Regions from separate parts of the Homo sapiens genome. Here region 2 is linked to region 1. A link is an interaction called in ENCODE POLR2A ChIA-PET data of the cell type or tissue named here. Cell type or tissue: PC-3. All regions are shown on one strand. Links, peaks and the distances in the headings refer to the core of each region. The heading gives the core; the rest is flanking DNA. Region 1 overlaps ANKRD33B (ankyrin repeat domain 33B). Region 2 overlaps SEMA5A (semaphorin 5A).

Region 1 (5,384 bases), core at 277-5,276:
CCCACTTCCACAAAATGTGCTGGTTCCAGCCAGGCCTTCCTAGAGAGAGAAAGAAACACTGAGTCAGCCCTGGGCCAGCCGGTCTGCTGTGTGAGTTTTTCTCGGACCCCAAGACAGAATTCTCCTGGAGCCCAGGAAACAGAGGAAAGGAGAAGGCACCGCCCTGGCTGCAGCGCTGCTGTTTTGGGTTCTTGCAGGTCCCCTTCGGCAAAGCACTCGAGGGAGGAGCTGTCCCATTACACTACTGGGGGTGGATGTGGGGGGCAGGGACGCTGCGGGCAGGTAGGGAGCGCAGCCTCAGACAGCCAATGAGGGCAGGAAGCCTCAACTCCCAGCAGGAGACGCCCGTGCAAACAGATGCAAAGCTGCAAATGAGCTTCAGAACCGCTTCCAAGTGCTCCAGAGCTGCAGGGAGGAAAAAGTCATCATCATAGCAATAGGACAGTGCCAATTCACGCTGGCACCCTGTTCCCACCCAGAAGCAGGAGTCTCTCTCTCCACCCTTACCCACCACCACCCCTCCCCCCGCCGCCGTGTGTGTGTGTGTGTGTGTGTGTGTGTGTGTGTGTGTCTAACTACCTACGCCCACACACATCCCACAGAGTGTCGCAGGCAAGGCCCTCAGCTATAAAGCAAAGCAGGTAAGGAGATGTCTCAGAGAACACAGATTTCTCCCCTTTCTCACCTTGCACCTCCAAAAAGGATCTAACTTTCTGCTCATTCCCAGGCACGCCCATGGTGCTCTCAGTTAATGGTGAATAAGGAGAATGTCACAGCAACAGTGCTGTTTCCAGGATTCTCCCATGGAAAACCAAAATGGAGTGGGAGAGCATCCTCTTGGGTCAACTGTCCATGCCACCTGATGCCGGCTAGCTCATAAGTCCTTGTGTGAATACATCTCCCCCTCCCCCACTTCAGTGTCCTGGAGCAGGGTCCGTCCCAGCCTTGGCACAGTCGGCACAGGGGGCCGCATGACTCTTGGTTGTGGGGACTGCCCTGTGCACTGCAGGACACTAGGCAGATCCCTGGTCTCTACCCGATAGATGCCAGTAGCAACCACCCCCACTCCCGCATAGGTTGTGACAACCAAAACTGTGTCCAGACACCACCAAACCGCCATCGGTGGGGCAAGAACACCCCAGGTGAGAACCACTGTCCCCGAAGCTCAGACTTCACTCCTTCGTGACCAACCACACCTGGTGGAAAGAGCTTCCTTCCTCTCTCCCTCTGCTGCACCCTCCCCTGAGCTGCCACCTCCATCCAGGCCCCTGCTGATGAGGTCTGAAACTCTTGGGAATATGAGCAATCTGCCCGAGTCTCTCCTCCTGAACCCCAGGGGAGGTGCTGGGTACCCAGTTCCCATCCTTTTTGTTTATTTAAGAGATGGAGTCTCTCTTTGTCACTCACACTGGAGTGCAGGAGCACGATCATAGCTCACTGTAGTGTGGACCTCCTGGGCTCAAGAGATCCTCCCTCCTCAGCCTCCCAAGTAGCTGGGCTCACAGGCGAGCATCATCATGCCCAGCTAATTAAAAAAAATTTTTTTTTGTAGAGATGGGATCTCCCAACGTTGCCGAGGCTGGTCTCAAACTCCTGCATTCAAGCAGTTCTCCTGCCTCAGCCTCCCAAAGTGCTGGGATTCCAGGTGTGAGCCACTGTGTCTGGCCACAGTCCCCATTCTTATGCACCGATGACGCAGTGCTCAGAAATCCCCACTTATTCATTCCAACTCAAGCATGTTCCTTTCAGCCCCCACTGTCGCAGCTGCAGGGGCCTCGTGGACATTTCTATGCACTCTCTCCTTAACTTGGCATCACCTCCCTCCCCCCAGGAACACCTGAATCATGGAGAAGCCGGGCCCTGGGCCCAGAATCTCCACAGGCATCTGGTTTGCACAGAAACTTCCAATGGGTGGCACTGCCTGAGATTTGGGATGGGAGAGAGGTGGCAAGGACATCACTCTGGGGTCGGGCAGGCATGAGACCTGAGGTGCCTCCCCAGCCCAGCCCACCTCTGCAGACAGAATACTACGTGAGCATGACGCTGCAGCAGCCTCCAGGATTCCCCGCTGCGGCTGAGATCTCCAGTAGGCAGGGCTGGGCGCCCTTGGCCTCTGCTCCCCTAGCCCCTTCAGTTCAGCAAATCCAATATGAAACCCTCCGATATATCAAGTGGCTTCTGTCTCCCCAGCCACACCCTGAGGGATAGTACTGCCGGGGTTGGAACCCAGTTTCCTCCTTTGAGGGCCACTCCAGGCTGCTGCCTCACCAGTATGAAATCCTGTGGGTTTGCTCTTCATCAATCCAAAAGAAGAAGGAACAGGCAACCAAAATCAGGGGTGAACTCTCCTGAGGAGCAAGCTCGCCATTGACCTCAGCCCATCTCCTGAGCTCTCCACAAATGTGAAAAGGGGAACCATGTATCTTTTTGAAAAGGAAGCCCTGATGAGTCTAACAGTGTTCAGGTTATAAGCAGGAAACAAAGGGTACGATCCCCTCGCTGCGTGACTCACAGCCAGTCGCTGGTGCTTTTTTGACTCATTTACACCACATTGCTCTCCCTCGTCCTTTACTATGTGCGGGGAGGGGCTAAGGCCAGCTGTCAGGTACCCAGAGCTGCTGAATTACTCTCAACTGGGTGGTATGGGAAGGTGGGGGAATCCTTTGATCTCAGTTTGGTTTATGGTCCAGTTAAATGCTTGGCGGCACCTGTCAGTTAGATTTAACCAGGGGCATAGTAAAATGAATTGCAATTCCTTTGGAGCCATTTCTTTAAACTGTGAAATAGCGTGTCCGTCACAATCTTCTGCAGGATGTTCCTTTGCACTGATATATCCTCAGCACTTTGAACAGGTGGAAAGAGGAAAAACTCAAAGTCCACAGAGCAAACCACCCATTATATAGATCTGTTCTGCGTATTATGTTGAGTCCAGAAAAACCAACATGCAGTCAACTTGTTCTGACTACAGGCCTGAGCTTTCGATGATCCAAGAAATCACGCCCTGCTTCCCACGGGTTTTCCCAGGATGGCAGAATAATACCTCTCATCACACAGATGACCCCATTCAATGGAAATCAAAGGTGGACCCAATACTTCTAAGAATGTATAAGTATTAACCTTTCTTCTTTAAAAACCATGATGAGTAACCAAAAGGAGCTTTCCTTTTCTTTACATATATGAGACACACAGCCTTCCTTGCACAAGGGAACCCAAACACACGCCATATTGAAATCTAGTTTGAGGCCAGGTGCAGTGGCTCACTCCTGTAATCCCAGCACTTTGGGAGGCCAAGGCAGGCAGATCACTTGAGGCCAGGAGTTCAAGACCGGCCTGGGCAACATAGTGCCTGTCTCTACTAAAAATACAAAAATTAGCTGGGTGTGCTGGTGCATGCCTATATTCTCAGCTACTCAGGAGGTTGAGGCAGGAGCATTGCTTGAACCCAGGAGGTGGAGGTTGCAGTGAGCTAAGATCACACCACTGAACTCCAGCCTGGACGACAGAGTGAGACCCTGTCTCAAAAAAAAAAAAGAAAAAAATCTAGTTTGAGCCCAGTCCAACTTGGACATTATGGAATCGGACTTGGTTCCTGAAATCCTCAGAGAAGCCCTTTTAAAGGGTAGGTTCACCTAGAGAACCCCAGAACACCCCCTCTCCACCAATAAGCCCTACCCTGCTTAAGAGAGGGTCACAAGTGACCCAGGGAGGAAGTGAATTTGAATGAAATCGCGTCACTGGAACATAGTGTAGACAATGAGCTCAGTACTGAAGAGAGCTGGCTCTGAGAACAGCCAGGTTCAAGGCCCAGGCCTGCCACTCAGAATCCGGGTGTCTTTTGGAAGTCAGCTTTTCCATATCTGTAAAATGAGGGATAATATCAACCTCCCATTTGTGAAAATTATAGGAGACAATCTGTGTGTAAAAGGTGCCCAGCAGAATAGAAAAATCTGGAAGAAAAATTCTGAATAATCCAGGCAGGCACTCCACTCTCAAGGGGCTAGAACGTGTTCCCCCCTCCTTAACCCGCGGGCTGCGTGCACTGACTTCCTGTGAAAGACTATTACACGGAAACGGGGGAGGAGGGAGAGAACCTCACAGTGGAGAAATCTGCTAACATGACCTCAGCCAGGTGACCAAGGCCCATCAGCCCTTTATCGGGCGTCTTCCTCCAAAAACTCATAACTCCAGTCTCATCACAAGAAAAGCATCAGGCACGTCCAAATTAAGGAACATTCTGCAATGTACCTGACCAGTCCTCCTCAAAACTGTCGAGGTCATGAAAAACAAGAGAAGTCTGAGAAGCTCACAGCCAAGAGGAGCCTGAGGAGCCATGAGTGCTAAATGCCACATGCGATCCTGCAACAGAAAAAGGAAATCCGGGAAACGCTGAGGAAATCCGAATAAAGAACGGACTTCAGTTAATAATGGTGAATTGACACGCGTCCATTCATTGTGTTCAGCGCGTCACGGACGTCAGATCTTAACAACAGAGGGAACCAGTGTGAGGCACACAGGCATTCTCTGTACAGTGTTTGTGGTTTCTCTGTAAACATAAACTATTCTCAAATCAAAAGTTTATTTTAAAAAAAGAGGAGATAGGCTTGGCGCAGTGGCGCACGCCTGTAATCCCAGCACTCTGGGAGGCCGAGGCGGGTGGATCACGTGGCCAAGAGATCACACCGTCCTGGCCAACATGGTGAAACCCCATCTCTACTAAAAATATAAAAATTAGCTGGGCGTGGTGGCGTGCACCTGTAGTCCCAGTTACTCCGGAGGCTGAGGCAGGAGAATTGCTTGAACCCAGGAGGTGGAGGTTGCGGTGAGCCAAGATTGCATCACTGCACTCCAGCCTGGTGACAGAGCAAGACCCCATCTCAAAAAGAAAAAAAAAAAAAAAAAGAGGAGAACTGGCTGGGCATGGTGGCTCACGCCTGTAATCCTAGCACTTTGGGAGGCTGAGGGGGGTGGATCACCTGAGGTCAGGAGTTCAAGACCAGCCTGGCCAACATGGGGAAACCCCATCTCTACTAAAAATAGAAAAATTAGCTGGGAGTGGTGGCGGGTGCCTGTAATCCCAGCTACTCGGGAGGCTGAGGCAGGAGAATCACTTGAAACCAGGAGGAGGAGGTTGCAGTGAGCAGAGATCATGCCACTGTACTCCAGCCTGGGCAACAGAGCAAGACACTGTCTCAAAATAAATACATAAATAAAAATAAAAATAAAAAAGGGGAAACTAGCATAGAGCCGTTCAAAAAGAGTGCAAGGTCAGGACCATGATTCACAGCTGGCTGTGCGGCCTGGTGTGGGGCCTCTCCACCCTGGACCTGAGGCTCTCCCAGTGGTGGGGAGCTCACCAGGAAGCCACGGGAGCATTCAGGAGGCAG
Region 2 (5,384 bases), core at 312-5,311, 1.3 Mb after region 1:
TAAGAAGTGACCTTGGACCAGCCCATTATAACAGCATCCTTGGCTTCTTGGAGATCCCACCTCGTGCTCATTTGCATCTTAGAGTTTGCTTACCATTATGTGCCAGCATGTTCTTGACATTATTATTTGCACTTAGGCTGGCTTTCTCCTCCCTTCCTCTTTGGGGTGCTGCTGGTGCACATCCCCGCCCCATCTTCCCATTTACATGATGCCAGGATTTCAGTTAGAGGCTGAAGCAAAGAATACTGAGGTAGGTTAATGAGTTGTTTCTAAAACCTACAACACTAGAGTCCAAAGCCCAGTGTAACTAATCTATCTTTTTTCTGTGTCCTCTACTGATCTCCACTGCATGTTTCACTATTCTTCCCCTTCTTTGTTGAAATTGATATTTTACTTTTCTCTAATTTCCTATTTTATACTTGGGCAGTGAAACTTGACTCTTTGAAGCCCTTGATGTCATCAGTTTCCTTTGGGCAGACCACCAAGTTCATGTTTCTTTTCTTTTCTTTTTAAACCAAATCCTATATAATGCAAGTTATATTTATGTATTTATTATTTATTTATTTATTTTTGAGACAGGGTCTCGCCCTGTCACCCTGGCTGAACTGCAGTGGTGTGATCACAGCTTACTGCAACCTCCACCTCCCAGGACCAAAGCATCCTCCTGCCTCAGCCTCCTGAGTAGCTGGGACTATAGGCATAAGCCAATATGCCTGGATAACTTTTGTATTTTTTGTAGAGACAGATTTTGCCATGGTTCCCAGGAGCCTGGCAACCTCTGCCTCTCAGGATCAAAATATCCTCCTGCCTCAGCCTCCCAAAGTGCTGGGATTACAGGTGTGAACCACCATGCCGGGCCCAAGTTCATATTTCTAAACGTTTATTACGTACTGAATCCATCTTACAAGGTAGAGTACTGTGAACCTCAGAGCATTGCTTGAATTCAAAATCTTAATTATAAAACATGGTGAATTTAGGTGATAATTATAAAGGAAGACCTATGAGGAATAGTTGTACATCATCTTAAGTAAAAGAGTTTCAGAATGGAATGCCCATGTCCTTTTATTTATTCCATATAGATCAAGAGATCCAGTTAATGACTTACACTTACCGTAAGTATGTACAGACACACCCCACTTATTCGTTAGCTTTCTCACCAATCTCTAATGTGTATTTGTTGACCTCTTGAATTCCTCTTTGTACTCTAAGATCCAAGGAAAGTAGTGCTGAACATATTCTTAGAAAGAAGATGCTTTTGAAGTCAAAATTATTATTTTCTTTGTTCTTGAAATTTTTATAAACTCTTAACTTTCTGTGATCTATTAAAAATAAAACTGCTCTGTTTTTGTATTTTGCAGAAACTACCTCTTCAGGTTACAGCTTGAGGATCTGTCTCTTATCCAGGTAGGTGCAATTTATTTTTCTCAAGCTTTCATTTTCCATCCCAATTAACTCACTGTTTGAGGGGATGAAGACAGATGCATGTAAAGGTGTTAATCCAGCCTGAGCAGGGGCTCGTTTCCTCAGCAGGTCAGGCCACGGGACTAAGGCGGCCCTACTTGTTACGAGTCATTACCTCCCTTAATTCCTGATTAGCCTTTTCCTCCTGTCAGGTGGCCCTGTTTGTTCCGTGGATGTGATCCTGATTTGTCCTTCCTTAGATGACAGACCATTCAAGGAACATTGCTTCAAAGCCTGGACACATTCCTTCCCCCACAGTTACAGCAATCATCGATTATTTAGTTTGATGCATCCGGGCATCAATTTCTTGTAAAACAGCTTTGTTTCCTCTTTATAATTTATATTAACATAAATATGAATACTTGGGTTAAAAGCTATCTATAACAAAGAATAAAGGGAAATAGATCAAAATGAAATTTACCTACTTCTGTTGTTGCGGTTTGAACAATGGACCTGAGATCTTGTACTTAAATGAAGTATTTATTTTAGTAGCAGATCTGAGTCACAAAAGCCCACTTTTCCCTCTAGTCTTTAAAAAGTGTCTCCTAGAAAATAAGAGAGTTAAGACACAAATATCTTCTTCACCAAGATTCTGGAACTCCCTACAGACTATGCCAGAATCTTCGGGCTGTGTAGAGTTTGGAAAAAGTTCTTCAACCAATTTTCGTCTCACTCTCATGTGCTAGAGCTCTAAGAGGTGATTGGAGAGGATTTTATATTATTTTATTCTCTCTTTAATGCTGCTGCTTGTGAACATTTAGGGAACTTCAGAGCTAGGTTTTAATATTAAATCTATCTTTTACTTAGCAAGGTGTTAAAATCAGCCAATCCCCTGATCAAAGCTAATATTGATAAAAAGCAAGGGCTTTGAAGACACATCAACCTGATTTGTGATCTAGTTCCATGACTTCTAGGAATTATTGGTTCCTCATCTGTGAAATGGTCACAAATCACTGCCAACTCCATACTAGCATGGCGAAAAATAAGTAAGACGTTCAAAAGAGATAAAACATTGCAATTTATCAAGAATTTTCTATTATTCTTGATTTTTTAAAGTGATGATAATAAATAATAAATCTCCATTATAATAGTTTTATCACAATTGACAATAAATTGTCTTTCCACTGCAATTTAGTACATAACTGGAGTCTTTCATTGAGCTAATTGAGTGGTAAAATTATGAATTTATTATTAAGGAATCAGAATGATCAGCAATTTGAAGACATTACCTTCAGTGAAATAATCCAGGCACAGAAAGACAAAACTGCAAGATCTCACTTATGTGTGAAATCTAAAAAGACAAACTCTTAGGAGCAGAGAGTGGACTGGTGGTTTCCAGGGGCCCAGAAGGTCAGGGAAGGTGTTAGGGAGATGTTGGCCACAGAACAAGAAATTCCAGTTAGACAAAGGAATAAGTTAAAGAGATCCATTGTATGACATGGTGACTATAACTACTAACAATGTACTATGTGCTTGAAAATTGCTAACAGAGTAGATTTCAAGTGTTCTCAACACCAAAATAAATAAATAAATAAATAAAGTATGTGAGATACCTGCATATTAATTAGCTTGATTTAGCCATTCCACAACGTATACGTATATCAAAGTGACATGTTGTACACTATCAATATATATAATTTTTATTTGCTAATTAAAAAAAGAATGATCAACAATTTAATCATAATGCCATTTTAAAGATTGTTTTAGATAACCTTTTCTAAAATATATATCGTTTAGTAGATAGAAACTACATATTATACTCATTTTGATTCTCATGGTATACTCTCTGGCATATCACTTGTGTTAAAAAGTGAGGTTTTGTAGGTCTGTGTGTGCACAAACATATATTTACATATACGCATTCATTTCTTTTTAAATTTGCTAGCTCCGTCAGCTGAGAGGGTTTAGAAGTATTCTTAGTAGCAGTGAACACACTTGATACATGTTACTTTGTTTCTAAACTTAATTCTCCATGAAAACAAACGAAGGATTTTTTTGAGAAGTGACTTAATCTAGAATTGGGCAAGGAGAACTCAGATAAGACTGGAAGAGCTTGTTGTTTCAGAAATTAAGGAAAATATTTAAAGAATGATGAGGGTGTGTCATAAGAAACTAGGAGCCAGCTTGAAGTGGGCTCGCTGAAGAAATCTGGGGCAATTTGATTGTCAAAATAGATAATGCCAGAGGTAGATTATAACACATTGAATAACATAAGAATCCATGAGTAGATGCTAACATAAAACATAAATAAATGAGTAAACAAATGCCAACTAATGAATATTGAAGGAATAATTTGATTAGGAGATTATGATTTGGCAACCATTATACTAAAAATCGATTTAGGCAAAAGTGATCAATAGATGCTAATTTATGGGTCAGAGTTTGATGACAGCCAGGATATTTATTCATGGTAGTCTTAAAGTACTTACCTATATGATACTTATTAATTACAACAGGAAAACTTATAACTTGATAGTAAAGAAATCTGGCAAATAGCCCATGACCAAATAGTCAAAGGTCAAGGGGAACTTCACCAGCAATGGGACAGAGTTCAGTGATTTGATGCACAGAGGACGCAGCAAGATGTCCTTGATATTTCAGCCAAAAATTATAACCAAAATTATAACTAATAACTTTATCATGAGGAACCATCAGATACACTGAGGGACATCCTACAAAAAACTGGCCTCTACCCTTCAGATATCACGAAGTCATGAAAGGTATGAAAAAAGAAGAAATAATAAAGAGCTCTTCCATCATAAAGCTCAACAAATAGACATGGGGATCAAATGCAATACTTGACCCAAATTGAATCTTGCAGCAGATATATTTTTTCTTACTATAAAGGACATTATTTGGACAACTGGAGAAATTCAAATGTCTGGATAAGATAGTAGAAATGTATTAATATTAATTTGTTGATTTTGATAACTGTAATATAGGAGAATGTCATTGTTTTTTGGAAAAGCATGCTAAAAGATATAGGGATAATGGATATCATTTCTGTAACTTATATCAAAATAGCTTTTAAAATTGTTATACACATACATACATAGAAGCTATACACATGTGCAGAGGCAAATATAATAAAGCAAATATGATACAGTGTTAACAGGGGAATCTAGGTGAAGGGCTTATGAGAGTCTATTGTGATATTTTTGCAAATTTTACTGACATGATGTCCAAATAAATAGATGCAAAAAAGTGAGGAGATGTATTTCCATTAACTCATGTGTATATATTTTTGTGAGGTCAAGGAAACTGATTGTACTTTTCTCATCATTGCCTCCTTGGTCTTGGCTGCCTTCGGTGGAAATCAGGTTGCAATTATTGATGGGATTGATGAGCTGTTACTGAAGTATAGGATGCCCATCAGTACCACCACGTGGTGAGAGCTTAGTCTACTGACATAGCACCAAGCAAGAAGACGTGACTTTTTGAACTGTGGTTTTAAAAATGCGGCTCTAATGATAGAGGTCAGACTGCTGTACCATTGGTGCAAAGCAGGGCAATTCTGCTTTTTCATATTATGTGGCTGTGTACGGAGTTCTGTAGCCTACTGTTTACTTAGTCTGGAGAGAGAAGGCTGGCAATTCATGACACACTTTTTTTTTTTATATCACGTGTCTCCAGCAAAGAGGCCTTGTTGGTTTCTATGAATATTTTATTTTAATTTACATGACAGTTCCCAAGTATAACAGAAAGGAATAAGCACACTGGTAGACAAAGGGTCTTATAACAGTGCCGTCTGATAGAAGCACCATGTGAGCCAAATAGGTAATTTAAGATGATCTGCTAGGCACACTGAAAAAAGTACAAAGAAGCAAGGGAAATGACTACTAACAGTATATTTTACTACCTCAATATATCCAAAATATTTTAATTTCAGCATAGAATCATTGTAAGAAATTAATGATCTGTTG

The links. Peaks named below come from ENCODE experiments on the same cell type or tissue, not always from the same donor. Only the 100,000 strongest peaks of a DNase experiment are listed, where the experiment ranks them.
Region 2: POLR2A ChIA-PET joins it to region 1 with 5 read pairs; 1 of 35 experiments calls an interaction of 5 or more read pairs at or near these places.

What each region holds. Positions count from the first base shown.
Region 1 is chr5:10,632,613-10,637,996 of GRCh38, reverse strand. All of the region lies in intron 2 of ANKRD33B (ankyrin repeat domain 33B), which reads right to left. Among named protein-coding and RNA genes, the nearest start is that of ANKRD33B, 71 kb to the right of the region's middle. RefSeq lists enhancers at 295-1,027, 1,601-1,920, 3,813-3,892, 5,323-5,384 and silencers at 2,561-2,690, 4,143-4,232. In PC-3, for the core only: no CTCF peak of the experiment used is centred there; a DNase peak (open chromatin) is centred at 2,526; H3K27ac peaks cover 453 bases.
Region 2 is chr5:9,314,392-9,319,775 of GRCh38, reverse strand. SEMA5A (semaphorin 5A) reads left to right here. Exons shown (of 23, transcript NM_003966.3): 5 at 1,359-1,404. Among named protein-coding and RNA genes, the nearest start is that of SEMA5A-AS1, 190 kb to the left of the region's middle. In PC-3, for the core only: no CTCF peak of the experiment used is centred there; a DNase peak (open chromatin) is centred at 2,855.